Regions from separate parts of the Homo sapiens genome. Here regions 1, 2, 4 and 5 are each linked to region 3. A link is a contact called in ENCODE Hi-C or POLR2A ChIA-PET data. All regions are on one chromosome and are shown on one strand. Each heading gives the region's core, a stretch centred on a gene start or an enhancer-like site at or near the end of the contact. The rest is flanking DNA. Distances are from core to core; before and after follow the strand shown. Region 1 overlaps TNRC6B (trinucleotide repeat containing adaptor 6B). Region 2 holds the start of TAB1 (TGF-beta activated kinase 1 (MAP3K7) binding protein 1). Region 3 holds the start of GRAP2 (GRB2 related adaptor protein 2). Region 4 holds the start of TNRC6B (trinucleotide repeat containing adaptor 6B). Region 5 overlaps SGSM3 (small G protein signaling modulator 3).

Evidence for each region. A loop is a pair of places that touch in the nucleus more often than their neighbours do. ChIA-PET counts read pairs that join two places held with the same protein, here RNA polymerase II (POLR2A). Pooled maps may share reads with other maps.
Region 1: a loop to region 3 is called in a map of CD8-positive, alpha-beta T cell, with 2.2 times the contacts of the local background. The contact joins the enhancer-like site here to the promoter of GRAP2 in region 3. A Hi-C loop is called at or near these places in 1 of 168 maps with a recorded cell type or tissue (CD8-positive, alpha-beta T cell).
Region 2: a pooled map shows a loop between it and region 3 (4-fold over the local background). The contact joins the promoter of TAB1 here to the promoter of GRAP2 in region 3. A Hi-C loop is called at or near these places in 1 of 168 maps with a recorded cell type or tissue (heart right ventricle) and 4 of 50 pooled maps. POLR2A ChIA-PET finds 5 or more read pairs at or near these places in 1 of 52 experiments (naive thymus-derived CD4-positive, alpha-beta T cell).
Region 4: a map of naive thymus-derived CD4-positive, alpha-beta T cell shows a loop between it and region 3 (2.8-fold over the local background). The contact joins the promoter of TNRC6B here to the promoter of GRAP2 in region 3. A Hi-C loop is called at or near these places in 1 of 168 maps with a recorded cell type or tissue (naive thymus-derived CD4-positive, alpha-beta T cell), 1 of 37 single-sample maps with no recorded cell type and 11 of 50 pooled maps. POLR2A ChIA-PET finds 5 or more read pairs at or near these places in 3 of 52 experiments (GM12878, H1 and activated CD4-positive, alpha-beta T cell).
Region 5: a loop to region 3 is called in a pooled map, with 3 times the contacts of the local background. The contact joins the enhancer-like site here to the promoter of GRAP2 in region 3. A Hi-C loop is called at or near these places in 1 of 50 pooled maps.

What each region holds. Positions count from the first base shown.
Region 1 is chr22:40,235,580-40,241,865 of GRCh38, forward strand. The region is part of intron 1 of TNRC6B (trinucleotide repeat containing adaptor 6B); the gene reads left to right. Among named protein-coding and RNA genes, the nearest start is that of TNRC6B, 61 kb to the left of the region's middle. RefSeq lists an enhancer at 2,226-3,127. Within about 2 kb of position 3,617, at least 13 of the 41 ENCODE cell types and tissues checked have a DNase peak (open chromatin) inside an H3K27ac peak, as active enhancers do; they include CD8-positive, alpha-beta T cell, where a contact is called at or near this core.
Region 2 is chr22:39,395,771-39,401,948 of GRCh38, forward strand. It overlaps TAB1 (TGF-beta activated kinase 1 (MAP3K7) binding protein 1), which reads left to right and starts at 4,010. Exons shown (of 11, transcript NM_006116.3): 1 at 4,010-4,065. The coding sequence starts at 4,033. RefSeq lists an enhancer at 3,949-4,068 and a silencer at 4,229-4,368.
Region 3 is chr22:39,899,583-39,905,071 of GRCh38, forward strand. GRAP2 (GRB2 related adaptor protein 2) reads left to right here and starts at 1,502. Exons shown (of 8, transcript NM_004810.4): 1 at 1,502-1,748.
Region 4 is chr22:40,176,040-40,181,543 of GRCh38, forward strand. It overlaps TNRC6B (trinucleotide repeat containing adaptor 6B), which reads left to right and starts at 1,886. Exons shown (of 23, transcript NM_001162501.2): 1 at 1,886-2,101. The coding sequence starts at 2,097. RefSeq lists an enhancer at 1,725-1,774.
Region 5 is chr22:40,384,048-40,389,463 of GRCh38, forward strand. The region is part of intron 1 of SGSM3 (small G protein signaling modulator 3); the gene reads left to right. It also overlaps a transcript of ADSL not described here. Among named protein-coding and RNA genes, the nearest start is that of SGSM3, 16 kb to the left of the region's middle. Within about 2 kb of position 1,509, at least 10 of the 41 ENCODE cell types and tissues checked have a DNase peak (open chromatin) inside an H3K27ac peak, as active enhancers do.

The DNA of each region.
Region 1 (6,286 bases), core at 2,367-4,866, 340 kb after region 3:
TGGTGTTGACTGAGCTGATGAAGATACTACCACGAAGTGAGATAATAGCTCAGTGACTAGTACACCACTAAAATTCCTGGGAAAAGAATTGTATTGTGAATTATGTGTCAGAGGAGCATTTTAAATACCCTTGTGGCTATCTGTCTATTCCTGCTATACTTAAGGAATACTTGATCGATTAAACTAACAATTTGAGCATGTTAAGATGAAGTGTAGATTCTAGAGTATTTTTGGAAATCTATTTCTGTAATGTGGGGACTAAATGATTTCTCAAATTCCTTTTGACTCTTAACGTGACTTTCATAAAGAAAATGATTTAAAGTAGGAGTCCTTGACAAAATTTCAAACAGGAGACCAAAAGATGAGTCAATGTTTGAAGCTCTCTTTTTTTAATTGAAATTTTTGAGATAATTGTAGGTTCACATGCCAGAAGCAAGGCAGAGAGATTCTGTATGCCATTCCAACAATGGTAACTTCTTGCAGAACTATAGTACAATGTCGCAACCCAGATTTTGATACGATCTGCCAAATTTTGATTTCCCCAGTTTTACTTGTATTTAATTGCCTATGTGTTTAGTTCTATACAATTTTATCACATGTGGGTTCATGTATCCACCACCATCAAATACAGGACAGTTCTGTCACCACAAGGGTCACTAGTGTCACCATTTTTTATAACCACTCCTGCCTCACCCTACCCCCCTTTGTATCCTCTGGCGCCCAACCACCTGTCATCTCAGAAATATTATCTAAATGGAATCTACAGTATGACACTTTTGGGAGTGGCTTTTCTCATTCAGCATAATTCCATGGAGATTCATCCAAGTTGGTGTATTATTAATGGTTTGTTCCTTTTTATTGTGGAGTTCTTTTTAATCTTTTACAGTATTAGTTTACTTCTGGCATAGTTCCCGTGTTGGGTGGCTCTCTTCCTGTTCCGGTCTGTCTGCCTTGATTTTGTGGAGTTGGAACTAGGACCGAAGGTGCTGCCACACTTACTGATCACAGGGTGTCAGGGATAGGTTTTGATGCTGTTACAGCCAGTCATCCAGACCTTAATGGAAGGGAAGATGCTTCTGGGAATGTGGAGCCATTTCCTGTCAAGATGAACCCTGGCTGTTCTTCTGAATTAAGGTTCTTATCATCCTTTCATTCCCATCAGCCTACAGGTGGAGATTAATATGTTCAAGTGTGAAATTGTCAGCCCTGCCTCTCCTGCATGTTTGAGGCACGATGGGCTCAGAGACATGCATACAGCAACCATTGGTCATGACTCTAGTTTGTGGAAAGAAGTTTATCTCTTGGCCGGGCATGGTGGCTCATACCTATAATCCCAACATTTTGGGAGGTCGAGGCGGGCGGATTATCTGAGGCCAGGAGTTCGAGACCAGCCTGACCAACATGGTGAAACCCCATCTCTACTAAAAATACAAAAATTAGCTGGGCGTGGTGGTGCATGCCTGTAATCCCAGCTACTCGGGAGGCTGAGACAGGAGAATCACTTGAACCTGGGAGGCGGAGGCTGCAGTGAGCTGAGATTGTGCCACTGCACTCGGGAGATGGCGTGAGACTCTGTCACAAAAACAAAAGTTGATCTCTAACCTGGATTATCACAAGCTTGAATTCACACATCCAAGATCCTGGTACTTTCAAAACAGCAAAGGCACTGCAGGCTGTCTTCAGAGTATTCCAAAGTGTGGTAGAGACAGGGAACAGAGCAAGGAGAGCACATTTTCTGCCCTGAAGGTGCTGTCTGGGTTGTGAGGTGAGGTAGGACTATTTAAAAAGTGGAACTGAGAGCCCCAGGAAAGCAGGCAGCACTGCATCTTGTTTGCTGCTGAATTCTCAGCCTCAGCCTGGTGCCTGGCATCAAGTGAGCACTGAAATACTGAGGGAACTGATGCGGCGGAAGGGAAACTTGCAGCCACGGTGCCCAGTTCTTCTGGTGTAGATGAGGGTGACTACCAAGTAAGCCAGAAAACCAGAGAAGGTGTGGGTGTGTGTCTGGGGAGGCTTGCTGCCGAGAGAAGGAAGAAGTGGGGGTAGCCATCTCCCTTCCCCCAAACTCACACCCAGCACTTACTTTCCCATCTTAGGCCCTGGGACTTACTCTTCTCTTGGCCTGGTCACTCATCTCCCAGATGGCTTTCTTTATGGAGGAGTCTGGATGTCCCTGTCTCACAGATGCCCGCTACGGACGCCTCATGGAAGGCAGCCCCCTCTTCCCATCTCTTCCCTCTTAGACACTCTGGCCCCTTTCCAGCTTTTTGTCTTCATGGCATTGCCTGGCGTTGTGTGTGTGTGTTTTCTGTCTCCCATCTAGAATGTCAGCTCCCTGAGGGCAGGGACCATCCTTCTTTTGCCCAGTCTTATATCCTGATTGTGTCACAGGTCAGTGCGTGGCATATCATAGACACTCAGCATGTTTATTAGATGATGTAGTTCGTTGTTTTGAGGCTGTTCTTTAAACGCATCTCCCCCGGGAGGGTAGAAAGTGTTGCTCACTCTTTAATGATGCATTTTGGTAGCATTTACTTGGAGGCCCTACTGTGTTTCTGGTGTTTGTGCCACGGACATAGGGCAGGGAGAAAAGGAAGGTTCATTCCCCTTCCCTTGTGCTCAGAGGCTTCAGCTGTGGCAAACGCACACACACTCGACTCGCCGTTCTCTAGTGTGGTGGGTGCTCTGGTGCAGCAGGCCAGCCCCCCGATAGCAAGGTTGACAGCTGAGGAGAGAGGCGGGCCTCCTGACTGAAACTGAGAATGAGAGGTTTTGGAAGTTTTGCATTTAGGTGCTTGTGTTCACCAGTCGCAATTTGATTCCTTATTCAATTACCAGAAAATATGTGCTGGTTAATTTAAAAAATGCATTCCCTGTAAGGAGATCCCCCCGCCCCCAACCACCGAATCCTGCTTCTGGTCTCATCCCTGCCACCTTCTCCCTTACACCCTGTACTGCATTCTGGTTGCCATTCCTCAGATACACCAATCTCACTGATTGACATTTGCCACTCCCTCTGTCTGGAATGTTCACCCCCAGATACCCACATGGCCCCATCCCTCACCTCAGTGAGTCTCCATTCTCATGCAACTGTATCAGAGGCCTTTTCTAACTATTATATGGAAGGTGTTGCCCTCTCCCCACCTCTCTCCTTCTCTGTCAGGTGAACTGTCTTCTCCTGAGCACTGTTGTTGCCTGAACTGTGTATTTTATACATGCATCTTGTTGTATATCTTGTTCATTTGTTGCCTTTCTCCCCCACTGGGATGTAAGTCACATGAGAGCCAAAGCTCGGTTTTGTTTCTGCCAGATCTCCAGTGCTTAGAAAAAGTGCCTGGCTCGGCTGGGCGCAGTGGCTCACGCCTGTAATCCTAGCACTTTGGGAGGCCAAGGTGGGCGGATCACTTGAGGTCAGGAGTTCAAGACCAGGCCAGCCAACATAGTGAGACCCCGTCTCTACTAAAAATACAAAAGTTAGCTGGGCGTGGTGGCAGGCGCCTGTAATCTCAGCAACTCAGGAGGCTGAGGCGTGAGAATCACTTGAACCTGGGAGGCGGAGGTTGCAGTGTGCTGAGATTGCGCCACGGCACTGCAGCGTGGGTGACAGAGCAAGACTCCATCTCAAAAAGAAAAGAAAAGTGCCTGGCTCATATTAGACAATAAATGTTTGTTAAAGGAATGAGTCAGTTCCTGGACATCCTAGTAGAAGAGAGCCAAGTCAGTCTGTGCCTTCCGGTCTGTGCCTGTTACCACCCTGGTAAAAGCAGCCATGCCGCAGAAAGTCACTTCAGGTGCTCTGATGCTGCCAGTACCGGTGTCATCTGCCTTGAGACCTTGAGGGCCAAACAAGAGACGGGGCAATAGTTGTGGGGTCTGCAGAAGAAGGCAAGTTTCTCTAGAGTTGGAGTTACTGGGGATGGTGCTGTTGAAGCAAGTGGATATTGAGCTAGGACTTGCCACTAGGGTAAGGTGTGATGGGCATTAAAGAGGATGGTTTTTGTCAGGCGTGCAGAATGAGGAAAATGTAAAAGCTAGAACTGTACTATGAATGGCTTTGAATGCCAATTACAGATGCTTCAAGCTCTTAGCTTTCCCTTTGCATGGTCTCGGACCATTGGAGGGTTCAGTTCTGGGATGTAGCCGGTTCCTAGGGATCTCAGCATCGTTGCTTTTTGGTGTTCTGAACTTGCATGCGGGGCAGTCTTGTTATGCCTCAGCTTAAGTGAATATTGTGAATATTGGGTATTTTCTTTTTTTGTTTTTCTTTCTTTTTTTTGAGACCGAGTCTCGCTTTGTCTCCCAGGCTGGAGTGCAGTGGCGCGATCTCAGCTCACTGCAACTTCTGCCTCCCAGGTTCAAATGACTCTCCTGCCTCAGCCTCCCAAGCAGCTGGGTAGCCCGCCACCATGCCCAGCTAATTTTTTTGTATTTTTAGTAGAGATGGGGTTTCGCCATGTTGGCTAGGCTGATCTCAAACTCCTGACCTCATGATTTGCCCGCCTCAGCCTCCGAAAGTGCTGGGATTACAGGCATGAGCAACTGTGCCCGGCCGAATATTGGGTATTTTCTATTCAGGTACAAGTCACTTCTACTTTTCTCTACTATTATTGTAAAAAATTAAGAAGAAAACACTGTTGTATTCGCTCTTCACCTGAGAGGTTCTCAAGAGTAGTTTGGCTTTTTACCATTCAGGATTTATTCTAGATTATGGTGTTTGCACTTGCTTTATCTTTTGCCTGCCTGCACAGTACCTCCCACACATTCGTCCCCTGCAGAGGCAATATTAAACCCCCAGCTCCCCTAGACAATGCTTCGTAACCTTTTCAGGTCAAGACACACAGAGAAAAGATTAGTACAGCACACTGGGGTAAGTAGATGAGGTTGGACTGGGCTAGCAGCAGTCCCAGGCTGGGCTGTAAGGAGTTTGAGGGGCTTTGTATTCCATATGTACCTGGAAGCTGGGTGCACCTATAAACTATTCTTGGCACAAAGTTAGGGAATTGGAGGTGCCCATAGTATTGCTTTGGAAGCCATAGTAGAGACTCAGTAAATACTTAACTGAATTTGTTGAATGAATTAAATAATTTGAAAGTGATGAGTTTTACATCTGGCTGTATATTTAGAGATGAGAGAAAATATGAATGATTTCTCTTGCCCTTCATACTTAGAAGCAATTGATGATCAAGTAGGACCCACCTAGTCACCTGGCATTTGCATTTGTTGCTGTATGGGAGGGTTTTTTATTGTTGTTGTTTGTTTTGGAGACAGGGTCTCACTCTGTTGCCCACACTGGAGTGCAGTGGCATGATTATGACTCACTGCAGCCTCAGCTTCCTGGGCTCAGGTGATGGGAGGTTTGATTTTTGAGACATAAATCAGGTAATAATGTTTTCAAGTGTAGGTATAAACAAGAATTTAGAGCAGTTTCTCAACCCTAGCTACATGTTAGAACCACTTGGAGGGACTTCTGAAAATCCCTGGAGATTTCTATGTAATTGACCTGGGGTACTGCCTGAGCAATAGTTTTGTGTTTGTTGTTTATATTTTCTTTTGTTTTTGGAAACAATCTCGAACTTACAGAGTTTGAATCTGTATGATTTTAAAAAGCCTCTTTTTCCCCTGAGTCATTTGAGAATTAACTGCTGATCCAATGCTGTCACCTGTAGCCCTTTCACCAATACTATAGTCTGTTTCTAACAAAAAGAACATTCTGGTGTAAAACCACAATATAACCATCAAAGGGAAAAAATTAACACACCGATTCATGACCACCACTTACTCTTCAGCTCCATTCAAGGTGTGAGATTTGCCGCACATTGCATTTGGTTGTTAGGTCTTTGCAGTCTCCTTTCATTTGGAACAATTCCTCAATCTTTCCTTGACTGTCACAGCCTTAAAACTTTTGAAGATTGCAGGCCAGTATATTTTGTAGAATGCCTCTGAATGTGGAGTTGTCTGATGGTTCCTTTGATGGTATTCAGGTTAAACACATTTAAAAGGACTCATAGAATCAATGCTGTGTTCTTCTTACAGCATCCTGTCATGTAACTCACAGTTTGAATTTGTCCCATAGCTGATGATGTTCACATGGATTACTTGATTAAGGTGGTATCTTGACAGGCTTCTCCTTGACGTAATTACTCTTCTCAACCCTTTATGACAAGTATTTTATGGGGAGGTGTTTTGAAACTATGTGACTATTCCATTCCTCATTTCAATTTATTCATTTGCTTATTTCTCTCTGTATGAACTTGTGTTTTCCTATTTTATACAATGGCTTATAGTC
Region 2 (6,178 bases), core at 2,760-5,259, 500 kb before region 3:
ACAAGAGCAAAACTCCATCTCAAAAAAAAAAAAAAAAAGGCAGCCCACCTCCACTTTGTTTTCCTCCATAGCACTTGTCACCACCTGACATACTTACTAGTTTATTTATTACCTATCTCTCCTCACCGAATGTGGAAGTCTCATAAGGGCAGTGTTCTTGTCCCTGCTTACCTGGCATGTACTAAGTGCTCTATTGAGGATTGTTGAATTAACGCATGAATCTTCCCACCAAATCTCCTCCTTTCTCTGTGCTCATCATCTAAGTAAAAGGCACCATCATCTACCAGTCATCCCCCTGGGTATTATCCCAGATTTGTCCCTCTTTTCAAAAACCCAAGCATACGCCAGATCTTGTTGACTTAACATCCTAAATATTTCTCAAACCATCCCTTCTGTCACTGCCTTGGTTCTCCTCTTCCATAGCAGATGCCTCAAATGCATAGAGTAACATGCTGCTTTGCACACTGTGAATGTTTCAGCATCCTCTCTGCCCCCTGCGCTCTCTGTCTACCTGCCAGGCCCAGACCTGGCCCTCCTCTAGTGGCCCTGTCTCGGCAGATCCTCCACCACTGGGCCGACGGCCTGGGCCAGGAACCTGGGAGTCATCTTCCACTCCCCTTTCTTCCGCTTCCAATCAACTGCCAGAGTCTTTCTACTTGACCTATTTGGATATTTTTGAAAACTGTCCATTTCTTTTATCCTCATGGCCACCATCCTGGTCCCGGCCACCTCCTTCCTTCTCTTATCTGGGTTATCCCAGCAGGCTCCTAATACTGGTCTCCCTGCTTCCTGTCTGACTCAGTGGGATCCCTCTGAAACACAAATATGATCATGTGACTCTCCCACTTAAATGAGTCCCTACCCTTACAAGATAAAGCCAATTGCTTCTGTTGCACCCATATCCCTCCCTGATTTGTTCTCCTCAGCTCGGCCACAGTCAATTTCTGCCTTTGCCAGTTCCCCCCTCACTTTGACCATGCGATCCCTTGGCCTGAGATGCGCTTTCTATCTTCTCTGCTCAATCCCTCTGCCCTCCCAGACCCAGCTGGAAGGTCACCTCCCCTGTGAAGTCTTCCCTGACTCCCCCAGCAGAATTAACTGCCCCCTCTCTTGGGCTTCTGGCTCCACTCAGTTTGTCACAGGCCTGATGAGCAAGGATATCTTGATAAAGGTGATAACTGGCCGAAAAGCAGTTGGGGCGCCCAATGGCGCAGCCTTCAGAAGCACCTTCTGTGTTTTTGGAACTGTTGGCAGCATCCCAAGGTGAAATGGTAGAAGCATATGGCATGATCATGGGGAAATGGGTCTGGGGAAGGGAAGAGAAGCCACATATTTGGAGCAGATTCTGTTCCTGTTCTAAAGGCTTGGAAGATGTTACTTTATTGAATCCTTGTAACATCCCTGGGAGGCAGGGGTTTTAAAAACAAAGACAGTGGTGGCCGGGCGCGGTGGCTCATGCCTGTAATCCCAGCACTTTGGGAGGCCAAGCAGGGAGAATCTTTTTTTTTTTTTTTTTTTTTTTTTGAGACAGAGTCTAACTCTGTTGCTAGGCTGGAGTGCACTGGCGTGATCTCGGCTCACTGCAACCTCCGCCTCCTAGGTTCAAGCAATTCTCCTGCCTCGGCCTCCCGAGTAGCTGTGATTATAGCCACACACTGCCATGTCCATCTAATTTTTTTTTTTTTTGAGACAGAGTCTCACTCTGTCGCCCAGGCTGGAGTACGGTGGCGCGATCTTGGCTCACTGCAACCTCCGCCTCCCGGGTTCAAGCGATTCTCCTGCCTCAGCCTCCCAAGTAGCTGAGACTATAGGCACATGCCACCACACCCGGCTAATTTTTTGTATTTTTAGTAGAGACGAGGTTTCACCATGTTGGCCAAGATGGTCTTGATCTCCTGACCTCGTGATCCACCCACCTCGGCCTCCCAAAGTGCTGGGATTACAGGCATGAGCCACCGCGCCCAGCTCGGGAGGATCTTTTGAGCTCAGGCGTTTGACACCAGCCTGGGCAACATGGTGATAGCCTGTCTCTACAAGAATACAAAAATTAGCCGGGCGCAGTGGCACATGCTGTAGTCCCAGCTACCCGGGAGACTGAGGTGGGAGAATCACTTGAGCCCAGAAGCTTGAGGCTGCAATGAGCCATGATTGTGCCACCGCACTCCAGCCTGGACAACACAGTGAGAACCTGTTTTTTTTTTTTTTTTAAATGGTGGGGGTCAGGGAGAGATGGCTTGCAAATGAATGTTTGTTTAATTTTATAAAAAGCAGGCAGGTGCCAGGTGCAATGGCTCACGCCTGTAATCTCGGCACTTTGGGAGGCGAAGGCAGGTGGATCACCTGAGGTCGGGAGTTCAAGACCAGCCTGACCAACATGGAGAAACCCCATCGCTACTAAAAATACAAAATTAGCCAGACGTGGTGGCGCATGCCTGTAATCCCAGCTACTTGGGAGGTTGAGGCAGGAGAATCGCTTGAACCTGGGAGTCAAACATCTCTCTACCAATGGGACCCTGTCAATGGCTTGCTTAGAAGGCAACAACTTCCCTCTGTCCTCCAGATGAATAAACTCCTGCCTGGGGCCCACTTGGTCAGAGCCTGTCCCTACAACCCCTTCATCTCTCTCCTCCAACTCTGTGCAAGCCACAGTGGGCTCCCGTGACAAGTGTGCTTTTTTTTTTTTTTTTTTTAAGACAGAGTCTCACTCTGTTGCCCAGGTTGGAGTGCAGTGGAGTGATCTCAGCTCACTCACTGCAACCTCCACCTCCCAGGTTCGTGATTCTCCTGCTTCAGCCTCCCAAGTAGCTGGGATTACAGGCGTGCACCACCATGCCTGGCTAATTTTTTGTAGTTTTAGTAGAGATGGGGTTTCACCATGTTGGCTGGACTGATCTCGAACTCCTGACCTCAGGTGATCCACCGGCCTCGGCCTCCCAAAGTGCTGGGATTACAGGCATGAGCCACCGCGCCTGCCCCCGGCAGAATGTCTTATATACATAAATGTTGTCCTCTCCAATTAAAATGTTAACATTTTAGGTTGGGCGGGGTGGCTCACACTTGTAATCCCAGCACTTTGGGAGGCCCAGGCAGAAGAATCGTTTTAGGCCAGGAGTTTGAGACCAGCCTGGCCAACATAGCGGTACTCCGTCTCTACAAAAAATGTAAAAGATTAGCTGGGCGTGGTGGCGGGCGCCTGTAACCCCAGCTACTCGGGAGGCTGAGGCAGGAGAATCGCTTCAACCCGGGAGGCAGAGGTTGCAGTGAGTCCAGATCACGCCACTGCATTCCAGCCTGGGCGACAGAGCAAGCCTCCGTCTCAAAAATAACATAACATAACATAACATAAAATAATAATAAAATGAAATGAAATAAAATAAAATAAAATGTTAGCTTTTTGAAGGCCTGTCCTGCTCGCTGCAGAACCCACTATAGAGCCAAGCAGGGTCACCTAGGTAGCATTTGCTGAGTGAATGAATTGTCCTCCCCTTACCAACTGTGTTCACAAAGAACCCTCAGGAGTTCAAGACCAGCCTGGCCAACATGGCGAAACCCCGTTTCTACTAAAAATACAAAAATTAGCCGGGCGTGGTGGCTCATGCCTGTAGTCCCGGCTACTCCGGAGGCTGGGGCAGGAGAGGCGGGCACCTGTAATCCCAGCTACTCGGGAAGCTGAGGAAGGAGAATCGCTTGAGGCCGGAAGGCAGAGGTTGCAGGGAGCTGTGATCGCGCCACTGCACTCCAGCCTGGGTGACAGAGTGAGACCCTATCTCAAAAAATAATAAAGATGGGCGAGGAGCAATCGGCCCCGAGGAAAAGACAAAACAAAACAACAACAACAACAACAACAACAAAACGTGCAAGAGCGCGCCTGCGCACACGGTCCGCTACGACCCCCATCCCTCTTCGGGCGTGGGGTGGCGCTGGGCGCATGCTCCCCGGCAGCGCGGTCATCCTCGCCTCCTTCGGGCCGCTCTAGCCGCCCCACTCGCTGCTCTGCGGGGAGGCGGGCGCTCCCGCAGGGGTTCCTCCAAGATGGCGGCGCAGAGGAGGAGCTTGCTGCAGAGTGTGAGGAACAGGCCCGCTCTCTGGGCTTGGGGTTGGGAGCCTGGGCGGGGGTGCTGTCGGGTGCAGGAACGGCTCCTTCTCCGAGTTTGGACAGCCACCCTCTCCGTGGTGGGGTGTGTCAGCCACCTTCTCCTCTCCTCGGGCTGGCCCCCTCGTTCCCGAGGCCAGGGCGTGTGTGCGCGGCGGGCCCGGCCCCCGGGTCAAGGGCGCCGGGGCTGTGGGCTGCTGCTGCCGGGCGTCGAGGGCGGGAGCGTCCTGGAGCCAGAAGGGAACACGGCGGGCGGCAGCAGAGCTATCCGAGTCTCGAGCCCACTGCGACACCGAGCAGACGTGCAATGATAATAACAGCAGCATCCACAGTGTACCGCTTACTGCATCCCCGGCGTTGTGTTAATTGCTTTACATTTGTCAGTTTCATTTTCGTAGCAGCCCCCTGAGATAGGTGCTACTGTTATTCCTATTTGACAGACTGAGACACTGAGGTGGTCGTTTGCCTAAGGCCACACAAATGGTACGTATTGAGGCAGGATTAAAATCAGGCAGTGTGATTCCAGAAACCCCCTTAACCCCTGGGCTGTACTAAAGGAATGACCAGTGGTAGCTGTCACTGGGTTCTGGTCCTGGCTCTGACTGTGTCTCCCTCAGCCTCAGTTTCCTTCTCCTAAGGCGAGAGCGCTGAGTGGAAGAATTGTCTTCAGACTCATCCCTACCCCCGGTCTGGACCCTCATGGGTTTGGCGCTGTCTTCCAGGCCCTGCGTCCTCTGACGCGTATGTGCACATAGATGCACACACATGTTGGCACCATGGACTACTCTGACCTACCAGGGTAGGGTGCTGGCCTCCTGGGTCCTTCCTATGCATGGCACTGTTAGAATTGTCTATGGACTTGTCTGCCTCCTGTACTAGAAAGTAAACTCCGCCGGGCGCGGTGGCTCATGCCTGTAATCCCAGAACTATGGGAGGCTGAGGCGGGTGGATCACGAGGTCAGGAGATCAAGACCATCCTGGCCAACATGGTGAAACCCCGTCTTTACTAAAAATACAAAAATTAGCCGAGCGTGGTGGGGGCGCCTGTAGTCCCAACTATTCGGGAGGCTGAGGCAGGAGAATTAGCTTGAACACAGGAGGCGGAGCTTGCAGCGAGCCAAGATCGGGCCACTGCACTCCAGCCTGGAGCGACAGAGCGAGACTGTGTCTCAAAAAAAAAAAAAAAAAAAAAACGAAAGTAAACTCCTTGAGGACAGGGACCTGTGATCTCTTGTTTACCGCTGTGTCTCTATTATCTATCACCATGTGCTGGGCACTCAATAAATACATTTGTGAAAGGATGAGTAAAGGTTTGTAGCCAGGTCCAGTGCTCGCCCTTGGCGTCACAGAGGTGAGTAGACATTGGCTCAGGGATAACCTGGAACCAGAGCCTTGAAATTATTCTCCCAGGAGCACAGTTCCCAGGCCTCCCCAGTGGGGATTGCTGTCTTCCCCTCCACACCTTTACTACTCCTTTATTTTATTACTGCTGGGCACGTCTGTCTTGTTACCGAGTTGGCATTGATTTTAGACGGCTGGCCCTCTGCTTTGTAAGTTCCCAGAGGGCAAGGTCCCTGTATAACTGTCCCCACTCTAGTTAGCATTTGGGAAACGCTGGTTGGATTGTGACATTGGGAGGGAAAATTGTAAATGGTGCAGGCTGAGTTGGCTTGCTGAGAAGAGAGCAGCCACCTGGGTCATGTAGAGTAGGTGGCTGCCAGCTTCTCCCCTTCCTAGATGTGATGGAACCAAAGGGAATTGTGTTAGGCAGAAGGCCAGCTCTACTAGCCCCAGAATGTGTTTCTCCAGGTGGTGGTGGCCTTTTTTAAAGCAAGAATAGTTAGCTTTAAACACATTGCATCTTGGTGCGTGGCAAAGGGATGGCAGGGATGTCATCAGAAGGCCCCTCCGCCCTCATGATGATCAGGACATCCCTCTCACAGGTTGTATGGATGTCCAGGTGGTGTGTAGGGCTTGCTGATGTCACATCCACTGTCTCAAGTCTGGGGAGAACAACTCAGCTCAGACACCTGCATTCAGAGATGGCTGTGAGGGCTGCTGGTCTGTGGCTACTGGGCAAATATG
Region 3 (5,489 bases), core at 252-2,751:
TAAATTTTATCTTTATAATGTGGAAATAGCAGAGATCCTTTTCAGATATAACCAGGATTTAAGAAAATTTGACAAAGTTGCATTAATAAAAAGAAAGCCTGTTATTAAGGAGCTACAGGGCCGGGTGCGGTGGCTCATGCCTGTAATCCCAGCACTTTGGGAGGTTGAGGCGGGCGGATCATCTGAGTTCAGGAGTTCAAGACCAGCCTGGCCGACATGGTGAAACCCCATCTCTACTAAAAATACAAAAAAAATTAGCCAGGCATGGTGGCAGGTACCTGTAATCCCAGCTACTTGGGAGGCTGAAGCAAGAGAATCACTTGTACTCGGGAGACGGAGGTTGCAGTGAGCCAAGATCATGCCATTGCACTCCAGCCTGGGCAAGAAGAGTGAAACTCCGTCTCAAAAAAAAAAAGGAGTTATGGATAGAAAATTACTTCCTTTAACTCATTCGACAAATATTTACTGAGCATTTTCTGTCACCTTGACACTTTGCTGATTCTTCTTTTCTATTTCAATAAAAATGTTGGGCAATTATAACCAAGGAAAAGGTTTTAAGAAAGTAAATTTTAAGCAAGGTTTAGATATAAAGAAGCAAAGAGATGGAAAAGGATGCCGTTTCACATTGCAGAAAAAGTTTAAATTTTAGAACCCCAAATTGAATCTCTCCTTGACACTCTCCTCTTGGTATTCCAGGGATTAATGCTAGGAACATCCCAGTGAGCCAACATTTCCCTCCTCATCTTGGATCCAGTCCCCAAACTCTGAATGGTGCCACTTAGCAAGTAGCAATGTCTCTAATTTTCTGTAAAAGATGCAACGTTGGCAATCCATTTTCTAGCAAGAGCAAAGAGAAAGGAAGAGGCCTTCACAAGTTGCAGTTGATATAGGGGGAAGGGTGAGTGGTACATTTAAAGGTAAGAACTAAGGAAGTTGAAGGTAACAAAACTCAAGGTCAATGGAAAGTCTTAAATCCCAGAAAGCCTTCAGTCTAAGACTCAACAGAAATTGAAGTCCCAGAAATTGAAGGAACTGGTTCCACCTCATGCTGGACTGTGGCAAACCTGGGGTGAGAATGCATCCCAGCTCAGAATGTTTCTTCTTTTTTTGTCAAGAGTAATATTAGAGGCTGAGTGTATGAACAAAGCATCTTTCCTGGGATTTTAACATTGTGAGTGATCGAGGGTGCTCTTAAATAAGTTCCCCCAAGAAGCCCTAATGTTCCTCTGGATGCATGATTATACTAAGAGAATAAGAGTTTTCCTTAAGATCAGCTTGCTGATGGACCATATCAAGAACTATAAATTTTCTTATGTGAACACAAGTGTTCAGGGGGGATATTGTTAAAACTGAAACCAAGCATAAAGAAGCAAAAGTGTTTCAGTGAACCTCCTGCATTTTAGTTCAACTCTGGCAGCAAGAAAACAAAACCACATAATCTAAGGCTCACGCCCAACTCTCCGAAGCCCCATATGTGCTAGTTCCTGTGTGGTTTGCCTACAGACTGCAGGGCTGACTAGGGTTAGTTTGGAGGAGGGAGTAAGAGGTGGGGAGGAGGAGGCACAGTTAATGGATCTGTAAACTTGCACCCTCTTTCAGAGTGGTACATGGAAGACAGCACAAAGTGGATCCATACTCTGAAATGCAGTAACTCTGATGCTTGAATTTGTCTCCCTTCTTGCCAGAAAGGATTCTAATAACTCGGTGTCAAAGCCAAGACATAAACTCAACCCCTTCTCTTCCAAAAGGTATGTCATTATACAACATCTGTACATATACTCTAGAAACTTTGAACAGTTTTATAATTTGCAGAATGTTCTGTATGAGTTAATTAAAATGAATCTCACTAGTTCTCTAAATATTGCTTTTAAGTCCCATCAGCTAAGGTCTCTAAACCTTTTGCTGTGACAATGTTTGTGGTGATGGGATTTGACTTCTATCAAATGAACTGGGAGAACACTTGTTCCTTACCCAGTCCATAACACAAAAATCTCCACAAACTGGCTTCAGAAGCATCTCAGGGAAAGATTTTCGACCTTGGGATCATGGAGGTAAAATTCCACTTCACCATGGTCAGAATTTAATCCAAATTGGAAGGGATTGGAGGGGGTGGTAGAGGGCTGAGCAGTGATGAATGAACACTAGCACTCTGAGGTCAGGATTTCTCTCTTTGCTTGAATTTCTAGTTCTGTTCGCATTTTTGTTACCTGTACAAAGGACACCAGTTTTCATTCCTTTACGAAAAGAAAACTTTATGTTGAAGTGTATTTTGGAAGGGTATTGTCTCTCTTCGTACTAGCCGTTAGGCTCCATCCCTATGACTGTCTCTGGTTTAGGCGTCCAGTCTGAAGATAGCTGCTTTGTGTTCTTTGTCCCAACTCTTCCTGAACGTGAGGATTGAACATACCAACCAAAGGTTTCACTAATTTAAAATGTACTGTATTGCCCTGACAGGTATACTGTCAAAAAAAATTTACCGTATTTATCTACCTGGAATTAGGCCTTCTTAATAAAGTGTATGCAGCATAATTTGCACACTATTGAACATACACATCCCTAGATAAACTAGGAGTGGGAAGTGTTTTAGATCTAAACATCCAATGGGAAAAATTTCGTGTGTTCTCGTTATGTTATCTGAGGATGGGAAACTTCAGGTCGCAGAATCTTTTGTTCTATGCAGCAATGTTTGTCATAAACGGTTTAGTTCTTTAGTGGCTCCTTTTTGTTTCTTATTTTTGGTTTCGGAAAGAGTATTTAGCAGAAGTTACTCTCCTTTAACAATCCAGTATTTTATGTAAAACTTTATAGAATAATTTTATAGTGATTCTCTTTACAAAACCATCTGCTATTAAATAAGGAACACTGTGTAAATAGAGGACCACCTAAGTATATTTAATTTTCAAATACGAAAAAAATCTGACTCATACCCTTTTTTGTTTTTTTGTAAAAGAGAGGTGGCCCTATATTATTGAATAAAACTGCTTTTTTAGATTGAACTTGGAGTGTCTCCCATGTGGTAAACTGAAATCTTATTCTCCCCAAATTGTAATAGATTTTATCTTTTTAAAAATGACTTTACTGAAGCAGAGGAGAAGGAGATGATCAATCTATTCAATATGAAGAAATATCTCTGTTGCTAATACAATATCCTTTTGAATATCTCCCACATCTTAGGCCCTGGTGAAAATCCCTTTCAATTGTTCTGTCTACCTCGTAGGGATGTTGTAAGAATAAATGAGTTAACATAGATATGAAGTGCCTTAGGAAAAAGGCTCTATAAAAATGCAAGGCGATATCATGATTAGTTGTTTCTTTGACTCTTGATCATTTTCTTCCCACTTCTTATACAAAATGTCTCTCACTTATTTCCTGAAGCCATCTCTTTTAGAACTATTGCTTCCTAGAAGAGCTGAAAATGATCCTAGTTCCAACATATTTATTGATTCCCAGATAATAACACCCACTGGTGTTGATGACTGACAGGGTTCATGCCTAAGCTTGAGTAGAACTTGCCCTTTTTTCCTGGGTCAAGAAAAGTCTGCAATTGTTCGAAAATGTGTCAGTAAGTGTGATTCCATCACGATTTCTTAAATAAGTAACAGTTGCTGCTGGATAATCCTGGGGGCAGATGATTCATTTTTGTGCCCCTATCAAACAAACTCAAAACTTGTTAAAGAATCTTTATAAGTTGTTTGAATCAAACAATAGGGTCGCTAGGTCCCCATTTTGTCCATTTGAGGTATTTGCCCAGCATACCTTGGTCTGTAAAGAAATAGCACAGCCTTGGCTGGGCGCGGTGGCTCATGCTTATAATCCTAGCACTTTGGGAGGCCGAGGTGGGCAGATCTCCAAAAATAAATAATAATAATGATAATAACACAGCCTCATGAGTCTTTTTTTTTTTTTTTTTTTTGAGACAGGGTCTCACTCTGTCACTCAGGCTGGAGTACAGTGGCACAATCACAGCTCACTGCAGCCTCAACTACCCTGGGTTTAGTGATCCTCCCACCTCAGCCTCTCAAGTAGCTGAGACTACAGGTACACACCACCACACCTGGCTAATATTGTATTTTTAGTAGAGACAGGGTTTTGCCATGTTTCCCAGGCTGGTCTTGAACTCCTGAACTCAAGCGATTCGCCTGCCTCAGCCTCCCAAAGTGTTGGGATTACAGGTGTGAACCACTACACCTGGCCTGCCCTTTCTTTTCTCTTAAAAATTCTTAAGAAAGCATGGTCCTGTTTAACAAATAAGCATTTTACAAACATTTATCGATCAATTACTATATGCCAGGCCTGGCACTAGGCACCAAGTCCTCTTCAACAGTGTTAACATTAAGTTTCAATAAACTTGAGTCAGTAGGAATTCAGTAAATAATTTTTAAAGATTGTTTTCTTTTTAAATATGTATTTATAAACAAAAATTTTAGAGAATTAAAAGAAACTATCACGAAGTGCATGATGATAAAAGTCTTATATACTCTCCAAAGAAAATGTTAAGACATACCTTAAGGAGATAGTGAAGAACAGCCGGGCACAGTGGCTCACACCTGTAATCCCAGCACTTGGGCGGCCAAAGCAGGCAGATCATCTGAGGTCAGGAGTTGGAGACAAGCCTGGCCAACATGTTGAAACCCTGTCTCTACCAAAATACAAAAATTAGCCGGGCATGATGGCAGGCGCCTGTAATCCCAGCTACTTGGGAGACTGAGGCACGAGAATTGCTTGAACCCGGGAGGCAGATGTTTCAGCGAGCTGAGATCGTGCCACTGCACTCCAGCCTGGTCGACAGAGCAAGATCCTGTCTCAAAAAGAGGAAAAAAGAAAAGAAAAGAAAAGATAGTGAGAAAATAACTGAACATAAAACATAAAGAAAAGTTGAAATATTAGTACTCACTACCTAGGTTCAACAATTGCTAACTCTTTGCCGTATTTGCTCCATCTATACCTATTTCTTTCTGAATTACTTGTAAGTTGCAGATAAAATAATACTTCACTCCTAAATAATTCAGTACTCATCTAAGAATAAAGGCATTCCTCTATCTAACCACAATTCCATCATTAGGCCTAAGAGGATAAACAGTAAGTCCTTAATATCATCTGATAGCTAGTGCAGATTTAACCTTCCCCATTTGTCCCCCAAATGTCTTCTATACCATTTTTTAAAAAAAGAATCTAATTTTTAAAAATAAGAACATATTTTGCAGTTGGGTCTCATGCTTCTTTCTTCAACATTGGATGTTTTTAAAGATTACGCCAGTTCTCTTGTACCAGGTCCCACTTTCTGAATTCGTTGTTGCCTCATGGTTAATTTGTTCCTCTACCCACTTTATTTCTCATAAGCTCCAAGTTAGGACTAAAAGCATGATTTGATTTTGATTGAACGTTTTTTGCAAGGTGCCACTGGGTGCTCCATATTGCATCTTATCAGGAGGTACAGAATGCCAGGTTGTTCCACTGTGCATGATGCCAAGTTTGATCAGGGCTTGAGG
Region 4 (5,504 bases), core at 636-3,135, 280 kb after region 3:
TGGGAGAAGCACACTAGGGAATCCTCCCTTTTCTGGCTTATAGAGATAGGTGGAGTCGATAGTCACAGGGCATTCTCATGCACTTTTTTTTTTTTTTTTTTTGAGATGGAGTTTCACTCTTGCTGCCCAGTCTGGAGTGCAATGGCGCGATCTCGGCTCACCACAACCTCCGCCTCCCGGGTTCAAGCGATTCTCCTGCTAAGCTCAGCCTCCCTAGTAGCTGGGATTACAGGCATGTGCCACCACGCTGGCTAATTTTGTATTTTTAGTAGAGACGGGGTTTCTCCATGCTGGTCAGGCTGGTCTCGAACTCCCGACCTCAGGTGATCTGCCTGCCTCGGCCTCCCAAAGTGCTGGGATTACAGGTATGAGCCACCGCACCCGGCCTCATGCGCTTTTTACCATTTTAGTTACTTTCTTTCCTGAAGCCGTCCTTAAAACATAGATGAATGCGAGTTTCTGGGAACTATGTGACCCTCATTCCCCTACATTTTTTATATTCAGGTGGCAGATTTCCTCCTACTCAGCCCAGCCCTTCTGAATAGGGTCCAAGTCATTGATTTATTCATTTATTTACCTCCTATGTGGTGTTTGGTGTGGAGCCTCACAGAGCAGTGAAGACGTGGTGTTTTTCCTTATACAGTTTACAGTCTCCTGGGGAAGACTAATGTTAAGCACATTCTTTCATAAATTGCAATTATGACCATTGCTCTGAAGAAGTAGTAAAGGATATTATGGGAGTGTTAACAGGAGGGCCTGGTCTGGACTGCGAGGGTCAAGAAGCCTTCCCAGGGTGGAGGCGAACTTTTGAGATGGCCAGGAAAAGATGAACAGAACTACTCAAAGAAGCCAAGTGCAGAGTTTCAGAGGTGAAAGAAACCAAAGATACCATCTAGGGAAGCCCAATCTCCGCCGGCTACCAATGAGAAAACGGAGGCCAGGCAGGGTGGGAGGATGGGTAAGGGACTTACTTACTTGCTGTTAGCAGTGAAGTTACACGGCCTGTGAGCCGCGGGGGCTGGAGATGCAAACCGAGCTTGGGTTTCTTAAGTGGGTAGGAGTGGAGATGTATATGCGAAGGAGAAGGGATTAGGAGTGGTGGAAACCAGGTAGGTTTTAATTTAGTGCCTAGGCTCCCTCAGCTGCAGAGCTACCTCCTGCGGTGGGGGAGGGGATTAAAGATGACTCAGACCTGCCCTAGCCCAGAGAAACTCCGTTTGCAGTGCTGAAGCATAGTTTTTATTTGGGTTTGGGGGAGGAGGTACTGAACACACATACAGGCAAAACAATAAGTGTAGAGTTCAGAATTGGGAAACCAGTCCCTCTTCTGCAGCTGTTCAGCTGTGTGATTTGGGATAAGTCACTTAACCTTTCTGAATTGCAGTTCAGTTTATACTTTTGTGCGTTTCTTTCAGTCTTTTTCTATACATTTTAGGAGTTTCTTAGAGATCAGTCGTGCCCTGTATTTCACCTCATTCTTTCAAAGCTAAAGCCTCTTGTTTGGTAGAGCTGTGTTTCAGCCCCTTTTACAGAGCAGTTTGCCAGCCTGTGCTTGCCCAAACATCTAGAGAATAACTAGCAAGCGAGCCAGGAGAAGATCCAGGAGCTGTAAGAATCGTTAGCAACTGAGCATATTTCTATAAACCAATAAAGGTTTTTCTGTTTTGTTCATCTGTTACCCTTATGCTGTTGCCACTTTCACATGCAGTGTCTGTAGGCGGAGAGTATGAGATAACAGCATTTCACAAATGAAAGTGAGTGGAAAAGGGCTGCTTCCCCTTTAAGGCAGTCTCAGCTCCAGCTCCCTCCCCTTTCCTGATTGACAAACCTACCCGAAGTCACATGATCTGCCTCTATTTGAAGGTCACAAAAAGCTGCTTCCTTTAGAGACAGAGAGGGAGAGAGAGAGCAAGAGGGAGAGTGTGTGAGAGAGAGTTAGTTCAAGCCAAAATGGCCGACAGAGTCTCTGCTGGTTTCTGAATATTTAAAATACAAAAAAACAGATAGACAAAAAGAATTCATTTTTTGGACCTTTTTTCATTTCCATTTCTACCTTGTATGCCTCAATTTGCTGGATTTAAGCACTGCTGCACTTTATGAGGTTGGTAAATATTTTCAATTTTTTTTAACCAATTGATTTATATGGATCTTGTCTAACCGTTTTCACTGGTGGTGTTGCAAATCGACATTTGTCTAGCATGGAGACTGGCTTCAGACATTTCGTGGATCTGTGTAAATCAGACCCGTGATGTACTTTGGTTCGGCATTTTAGAAATGGAAAAGACGTGGTAAAATATTTAGATTTTGAAGTGATTTAATTGCACTTTTAATGTATATGCAGATTTTCATCATCGTTTCTATCTTGCAATAAATGAAGCTGCGAGTAATTGGAAATTTGCTATTTAGAAAGAGGTTTTTAAAAAACACAGACCTCCCCCTCCCCCCTTAAATCTGCTGCAAAAATTTGCATAAATATAAATGGGTTTGCATTCTTTCGGCTGCTAAGGCCGACAAAGGATCTGGGAGGGCAAGCCCTAGAACGGGAAAGCCTTTTTCTATCTTTTTATTTTTTAAACTGGGCCCTCCTTCCTAGAGAGATGTAAAACCTAAAGTAAGACCTAATACATTTTAAACATCAGGTTGGGGGCGGGTGAACACCAGGAGGTTTGGGGTTTGTAGATTCCCCTGCTTGAAAACCTCCCAAGCAATATGTGGCTCACCCCTCTCCTTTCTGCGCGCGCTCATTTGCACTGGGTCTCTGTGTGTGTTCTCAAATGTGCAGCCAGATGCGCTTTTATTTTGATCCTGGATTCAACCAAAGGGTAGGACTATGTTGTAAACATGGTGTTTTAAAGATATGAACAGCTATTCACCGCGATTAGAAATTATTTCTTTATCAGTTCTCCCTGTGTATTAGCCTTCTTCATTCCTCACGAAATAAAATTTTTGTTTAATTTTACACAGATGCAAAACTGAGTTTTTCAGCATAAATTCATCGTGTGAGTGTGTGGTTGCCTGTTTCGGCCATGTATCCACTGCGAAGTGGTCATTTAGGGTCACATGTATAAGTAGCAGTCTATGTGATTGTTAGTAACCCCTGAAGCTGTGCAGTGCCTGAAGTTAAATTCCATTACTCCTAATGCAGGATTCTGGAAGCCTGAGAGCAGGGAGGAAAGAAAGCTGAAAACTTGCTTTCTCAGAGCCTCCTCCCCCTATCATTGTGAGAGTGTGATGTAATGCTTCTCGGTCTGGTGGGCTGAAAGGATTGTAGTTTGTGATGTGGCGGGTAAATTGCCCCCACCCCTGGGTAAATTACTCCACCCCCCTGAGCACATCCCTGGCTCTGAGAGGCCTTGTTTTCTTTTCTCTTTTTTTCCTAATTTGTATCCTCCTGATTTATGCTGTGGCATATTGGCATGAGAAAGAGACTGTTCTTCTAAATCTGTTACAAAGTATAGTTTAGAAAAGGCATTTAAAATATGCAAATGGGTTGAATTGTCATATCCCCATCATTAAATATGTAGACGTGGATTAAAGCTAATTAAGCATAAATGGAATAATTTTGATCAGAAGGGAGCAGTGTTTTTTGTTGTTTCCTTTTTAATTAATCTAATTATGAGATGCTTACTGGGCCTGAAAGTGTTAAAAAAGATAAAGTGGAAAAAATGCTGGACCATTTTGAAAATTTGACAGTCTGGAAGAGGGTGTGTGGTGCTTTCAAAAGCTTTATTCACTCTTAAAATGGATTGGCCTCTTGTGCTGAAAATGGCCTGTTTCTTTGGGCCAATTGTGTGTAGATGAAGGGACTTTCACGCTAATTTAACAAAAAGACTTTCCATTTGAATACATAAGATAATTAAAGCCCTCTGTCTCTAACAAGCAAGGATTTTATTATTTTAAAAAATTAATGTTGTTATGTTAGTAATGGTAATAAATACAGAAGTGACTGTTTAGATTCACTGTAAATTTTTTGATGATATAAATTCAGCTTTTGTGTAAGAAGGATTGGAAACATTACATTAAAGAGGTAGTCTGGAACAAAGTTGTCTCTAAATTTTTTTACGGCTTGAATTTAAAGGGAAAAGATAGAGAAATTACCTTAGTGATAGAGAATGTTGCATTGTGGTAGACCTAAAGGAAAATCAGCTCTGATTTTTGTTGCTGTTTTTCTGAAAATGAAAGCACTTTTTTGGGGCTTTGCTTGTTATATGATTCATTTTACACCTATTTCCTAAAGTTGGTCTTACTGAAGAGGAGATAAAACCTAGGCTTTCCATGTTTTGCCATTATCTTGTTTTTGTGGCTGTGTAAACATATGAATGGCAGGTTAATTCAGTTTGCAGAGAGGAGGAACCAGAGCAGGGTACCTGCTGTCTTAGGCAGAACAGAGAATGATACAATGAATGCCATTTGATTCTTTGAAATGTTTTTTATAAATATTCTTTTCCCCTGGATAATTAAAAGGTGAGATAAATAAGACCTGGCTTCACGTATGGGAAGCATTATGGCTCTGGTGAGTTGATAGCTCGACTGCCATTTTGGATCTCAGATCCTGCAGAGCCAATCCTTCTGGCTCACCAACACGATGGTCATCCAGAAGGAAATGAAAATGAGTAATCAATTAAGTGTGCAGATGGATAGTATTTAATTTGTGCCTTCTGTTGAAGTTTTCTTTCTGTGAGTACTGTGAATTGAAGCTTTAAAAACTTTAAAGATGTGGCCGATGTTATGAAGAGCAATATCCAGGGGTGCTGGAACTTGCACGTTGTAGTTTTACTTTTTAAAAATGAGATGGCATATGCAGAGGAAGTTTCTTATTGGAGAAAGTGAATATAATCCCTATTAACTGCCACCCCCCCCACCAATCTATATTTCCTAATGCTGGATCAACTAGTGATAATATCACAACATTACTCTGTCTCAGAAAAAAATGTCACAGGTTCATGACTGAAAGATCACAAAAATTGGTAGCGTTCATCAGAAGTGGTATCTCAATTTTAAAGTGCTTTTCAGTCATTCCATCTGGTTCCCAGAAAGGAAGCTTTGGCATCTTTGATATATGGTGCAAACTCAGCTCTGTTCTTCAGCTGTGAATGGCCATTTGTTATTCTGTGTGGCCACTCGGATGGTCCTTTAAAAATAAACTTCCGAACATTGAAGCAGAGACTTCTAAGGCTTCTCCAGCTCTTCAGCTCTACAAGAGACACTAGAAGAGTGTTATGCGATGATGAGACCTTCAGGTTCTGCAGAGCAGGCTGAGCAGCTCTGGCTATTGAGGACCACCCTGAGGAATAAGGGTGGTCCTCACCCTACCCAGCTGCTCCTCACCCTACCCAGCTGCTCCATGACTGAAAAGTTTGGAAAGATTTTAATTTTTATAACTCAGATCATATAATCATTGATCATCTGCAGTTTAAGCTGGACACAGCCCTGAGGCAATGCAGATAGATGAATGTACTTTGTCCCTTTCCTCAAGGAGTACCAGGTCAGCATTATTGGTAAAC
Region 5 (5,416 bases), core at 259-2,758, 480 kb after region 3:
AGACCTTCCTGGGCAAGATAGTAGGACCTTGTCTCTAAAAATAAAAATTAGCAAGTCATGATGGCATGCGCCCGTAGTCCTAGCTACTCAGGAGGCTGAGGAGAGATGATTGCTTGAGCCTGGGAAGTCAAGGCTGCAGTGAGTCATGATCCCACCACTGCACTCAATTTGGGCAACAGAACAAAACCCTGTCTCTAACAACAACAACAACGACAAAAAAAAAGGAGCCAAAAATTACCCTAAACCTTAGGATCTGAATGTCTTGGGAGAAGAAACAGGAATATTAAAAAGAATCATCTGAGATAGAATAAAAATAGATTTATTCAGGAAACACAGATTTTAAGCCAGGCACAGTGGTGTGCAGCTGTATTCCAGTCTGGATAACATAGGGAGACCCCCATCTCCAATAAATAAACAAAAATTAAAAAAAAATTAAAAAGAAATACATATTGGCCAGGTGCGGTGGCTCACGCCTGTAATCCCAGCACTTTGGAAGGCCAAGGTGGGCGGATCACGAGGTCAGGAGATCGAGACCATCCTGGCTAACACGGTGAAACCCTGTCTCTACTAAAAATACAAAAAATTAGCTGGGCATGGTGGCGGGCGCCTGTAGTCCCAGCTACTCAGGAGGCTAAGGCGGGAGAATGGGCATGGATCTGGGAGGCGGAGTTTGCAGTAAGCTGAGATAGCGCCATTGCACTCCAGCCTGGGCGACAGAGCAAGACTCCACCTCAAAAAAAAAGAAATACATATTTTAATGTGTTGTGGTATATAGTCAAATGAAGCTATCCAACAATAAGTTGGAAATAATCTATGTTGTCATGGCTAGAGATAGAGATTTGTAATTTATATGACAGTAATAGCTAAATCCCCATTCAGAATAGGGATGGACTCCCCATTTGGAATCCATTAGGAATGGACTAAAAGAAAGAAGACTGATGTGGGGAATGTCTTTTTTGGGGGTCTGGAGAAAGAAGAGGCAGTAAAGAAGCAGTTAAATAGAGAAGAAAAAACAATATGGTCTGTGCCCTCAGAGTCATTGAACAGTTCAAGAAACCAAAGTAAGTCAGCAGAGTCTGATGCTTCAGGGAGTTTCAGGAAATGAAGCCATAGGAACTGGATTCCAAATAATGACTAGGAAATCACTGGAGACCTTAGAAACCAGTTTAGGTGGTGACAGAAGCTAGGGTGAAAAGCTTAAGGAGTGAGTTGATTGATGAAGCATGGGCGCTTTTAAAAAGTATGGCAGTGAGGCAGAGGGATAAGAGCTAGAAAGGTAACAGCTTGAGTGGGTACAGGGATAGTTGCTTTGTTTTGTTTTGTTTAATTCAGGGTTCAGGAGATCTAAGTATTTGCAGTGGACACGAAGCCATTGGAGAAGAAAAGACTGAAGATGCACAAAGGAAAAGAGTATAAAGGAAATGGGTTGAAAGGTTCTCGTGGGTGGAGAATTTAACGTAGGAAGGAAGAAAACCACTTTCTCTTCTGAGAGGGCGGGCAGAAAGAGCAAACAGGTGAAAAGCCGTTTTGACACGGAGAATAAGGAAGTTGAGGAAGCTTAAGTCTAATAAGCTGAGCTTCGTTAAAGCTGGAGTACAGTCCCTCAGCTGGGGGTGAGTGGCAGCAGAGAGTAGTTGGGTTTCAGAAGAATTATGAGAATGATTTGAAAGTATCGCTGAAGGAAATATGATGAAAAGTCAACTAGAGATGAATGAAGGTTGCTGAGCAACCGTGAAGATAAATAGCATGTGGCTTGTTCCCTAACTTTGTCCAGGAGGAACATGAGCAGAAAGAGCAGAGGAACAACTTTTTTTTTTCTTGAAGACCGGGTCTCACTCTGGTTGCCCAGGCTGGAGTGCAGTGGTGCAACCTCAGCCCACTGCAGCGTCGACCTCCCGGGCCCAGGCGATTCTCCTATCTCAACTTCCCAGGTAGCTGGGACTACAGGCGCACGCCACCATGCCCGGCTAATTTTTTGTTTTTTTTTTTGTTTTTTTTGTTTTTCTATTTTTAGTAGAGACAGGGTTTTGCCATGTTGCCCAGGCTGGTCTTGAACTCCTGCACTCAAGCAATCCATCTGCCTTGGCCTCCCAGAGTGCTGGGATCACAAATGTGAGCCACCACCTCTCCCAGCCAAGAGGAACTTAAATGGGGCTAGATGAGGCAAAAAGTTGTCATTAATTCATGGTTAGTTCAGATGGTTGTCTAACTTTTACAACATGGGAGTGAAGTGTATGGACCTGATTGTTGAAATCAGCATTATTAAGTGTGAAATAATATAAAGATATGGACTGCTTAACCCTAAGGTTCACAACAGTAAGAGGACAACCTCGTGACGTATCTTCTGGGATTTCTGTTGGTAATGATGCTGATCTGAATGTAATCCAATGGGCCTGTCTCTAGCTGTTTCCAAGTTTTTGATTCAGTTTCAGATTAAAGTAGTAGAAATCAGAGACTTCTGGTCTGGCTATGCTGCTTTAAATCAGTCTTTTGACCTCTAGTCCAATTTTCTTACTTTTTTTTTTTTTTTTTTTTTTTTTTTAATAAAAAGACAACTAGAGATCAGGTCTCGCTATGTTGCCCAGGCTGGTCTTGAACTCCTGGCCTCAAGCAGTCCTCTTGTCTCAATCTCCCAAAGTGTTCGGGTTACATATGTGAGCCAGTGTGCCTGGCCCCTAGTTTCTTTTTTCAAAAAGTATGAGAGATGAACCCAAAGGATCCTTCTAACTCTATAATTCATGACTTTGTGTGAGTCCCTTTGCCCTGCACCCCAGTACTAAAGAAGTTAATGGTCTCTAAATATAGGTGCAGATCTGTTAGAGAAGTTGGTTTGCTCTTATGAGAATTCTCTCCTAATTTATCTGTTTAATTTTGAATTTTCACACACAAAAAATTTTTTTTAGTTGCTTTGTGTCTTAAATCTGGCTGGCTCCCACTAGATATGTCATCCCAAGTCAAGATATTTTGTTCCCGCACATGCACAGATAGTTCCATGATCTTTTCTGGAAACTGTCTGCAAAGTTGATAACTAGAGTTGTGCTAGTCAGTATGGTATAGTGAGACTGCTGAGGGGTCAGTCCTTTGCTGAGGTGTAAAATGGGGATAATGCCTGTGAGTGTGCTTAGCAGTGTGATGAATGCTTAACACATATTATTTTTCCTTCTTTCATAGGTTTCCTTCTGATACCTCCGTCTACTCACTGCCACAGAGTATAATAGCATATATACTCTATAATACTGTATATAGTGTAGTATAATTACCATTCTTTAGGGTAATGTTATGTAGGTATGTTCATATCTGCAAATGAAACATTTCCGGTAATTATATAGATGGTAATGGCAAATAAATGATGTAAAGATGAGATAGTTTGTTGACCTGTGTAGTTTAATTATATGAAAAATAGCAACTGTGTAAACTATATTTATGATCTCCTCTTAGGTGCCCTAATCTCCTATGTTAATATAAAACTTTCAATATAAATGTCTCAGTGGCCTTCTTTGCCAGTCAGCCCTTAAGGAGCTTTATTTTCCTCAAAAACTCTTGTCTGCTATTTTTCAGAGCTACCTGAAAGCTGAGTTGCAGTTAGCTAACTAGTATTTATTTCACTTCTACTTCTGGGGGAGGTGGTTATCCCCCACCCCTGGTAGTGGGAATGACAGAAGGTCCATGAAGTTGCTTTCCTTATCCTTTCCGGAAACTGCCAGGCCATAAATATTAGAGGAATGATCGAGGGAGGGACTCAGGTAAGTAACCAGATTACTGTGGATGATTGATTATTTGATATGAGGAACTAGAGGAGCCTGGCACAGTTATGAGTGTGAGCAAGTCCGCGTAGGGCAGCTGAGTTTAACTGGTACTCCTGTGCAGGAAGGGGACACGCATACCTTGTGTGCTGAATTCTAGGGTGAGGTTCCTGTTTCCCTGATATATGTTTCCAGTCTGTGTTCTCCCTTACACAGTCACACCTCAGTCTCGCCTAAAGGAACACTCTATCTCTGTCACAAAGAAAATATTGACTCAGGGAAGGGTAAGCAGACCCAGCTGCAAACCTTGTAGCAGGAGTGGAGTTCAAGGTAGAGTGTGATTCTTAGACTTACTTTGCTCTTCTGCTGATGCCAGTTTTGGAGGAGGCAGCTGAGAAATTTGTATGATACTATGGATGTTCACCTCAGATGTCCTTGTCATAAAGGGTGATATAAATGATCAACAAAAATTACTAGGGTAACCGGAGGGGGAGTCAGTTCTAGAAGTTCTGTGCCACTAGCTCCTTCATCGTGGAGTTTGGTAGGGTCCAGGTTTCAAGGCTGTCTTTACATATTGCTGAGTAATTGCTGTATTTAGCAGCATTCTGAGAGAACACAGGTGGGTTCCAAGATAACGTTGCCAAAGCATAAAGTGCATTGGAGGCAAGTGCGAGGCAGGTGTTCAGAGATGAGGCTGCAGGGAGTAGCAGGGGCTGCTAGGTCATGCAGGGTCTTATAAATCAAGTTAACAAATTTGGACTTTAAAGCAAAGGGAAGGTTTTAAAGATGGGAGGGAAATGATCAGTTGTATTTTGAAAGAATTTCTGTGGCTGCAGGGTAGAGAGTGGTTGGAGGGAGGGGCCGAGAGTGGAGGCAGAGATTCCAGTTGAGAGATGTATAATAATCATGATGGTGAAAAGCGACGGCAGCCTCAACTAGAAAGTAGCAACAGGTTGTAAGAGAAAGGGGAGGTTTCAAAAACTTTAGGAAAGGCCGAATAGTTGAGGGGTGAAGATGGAAAGGTGAAGAATCCATTAAACATCATCCCCAAGTCCTGCCTGGAGAGAGTGGGTAGGTAGGTCGTAATGGCAACGGGACCACTGAAGGGGAGGACCAGGTTCATGAGGAAAGGTGATGAGTTAACTTGGAGCGTGGCAAATTCGAAGAATATGGAGGAGCTGCCCACCAGCTGGATGTGCTGGTCTGAGGTTGAGAGAGAAATGCATCTTGGAGCTAGAAATCAGTTATCTGCTTGTAGATGTTAATTGAAGTTGTGAGAGTCATCCAGGAGTTCCAGGAGAGTGCAGAGAGCTAGAGGAGAGTCGAAGGCGCAACATTAAGGCATCTGAAGAACAGGCATATAGGAGGAGGAACTGGAAAAGGAGACTAAGAAGGAGCCAGAAAGCCAGGAGGAAAACCAAAGGATCATGACACATAGACACCCAGAGAGACTGTGTGTTAAGGAGGGGAAGTGATTACACAGCTAAATGCTACTGAGTGGTCAGGTGTGGTAAGAACTGCAGTGCAGGCCGGGCGCGGTGGCTCACGCCTGTAATCCCAGCGCTTTGGGAGGCCGAGGCGGGCGGATCACGAGGTCAGGAGATCCCGACCATCCCGGCTAACACGGTGAAACCCCGTCTCTACTAAAAATACAAAAAATTAGCCGGGCGTGG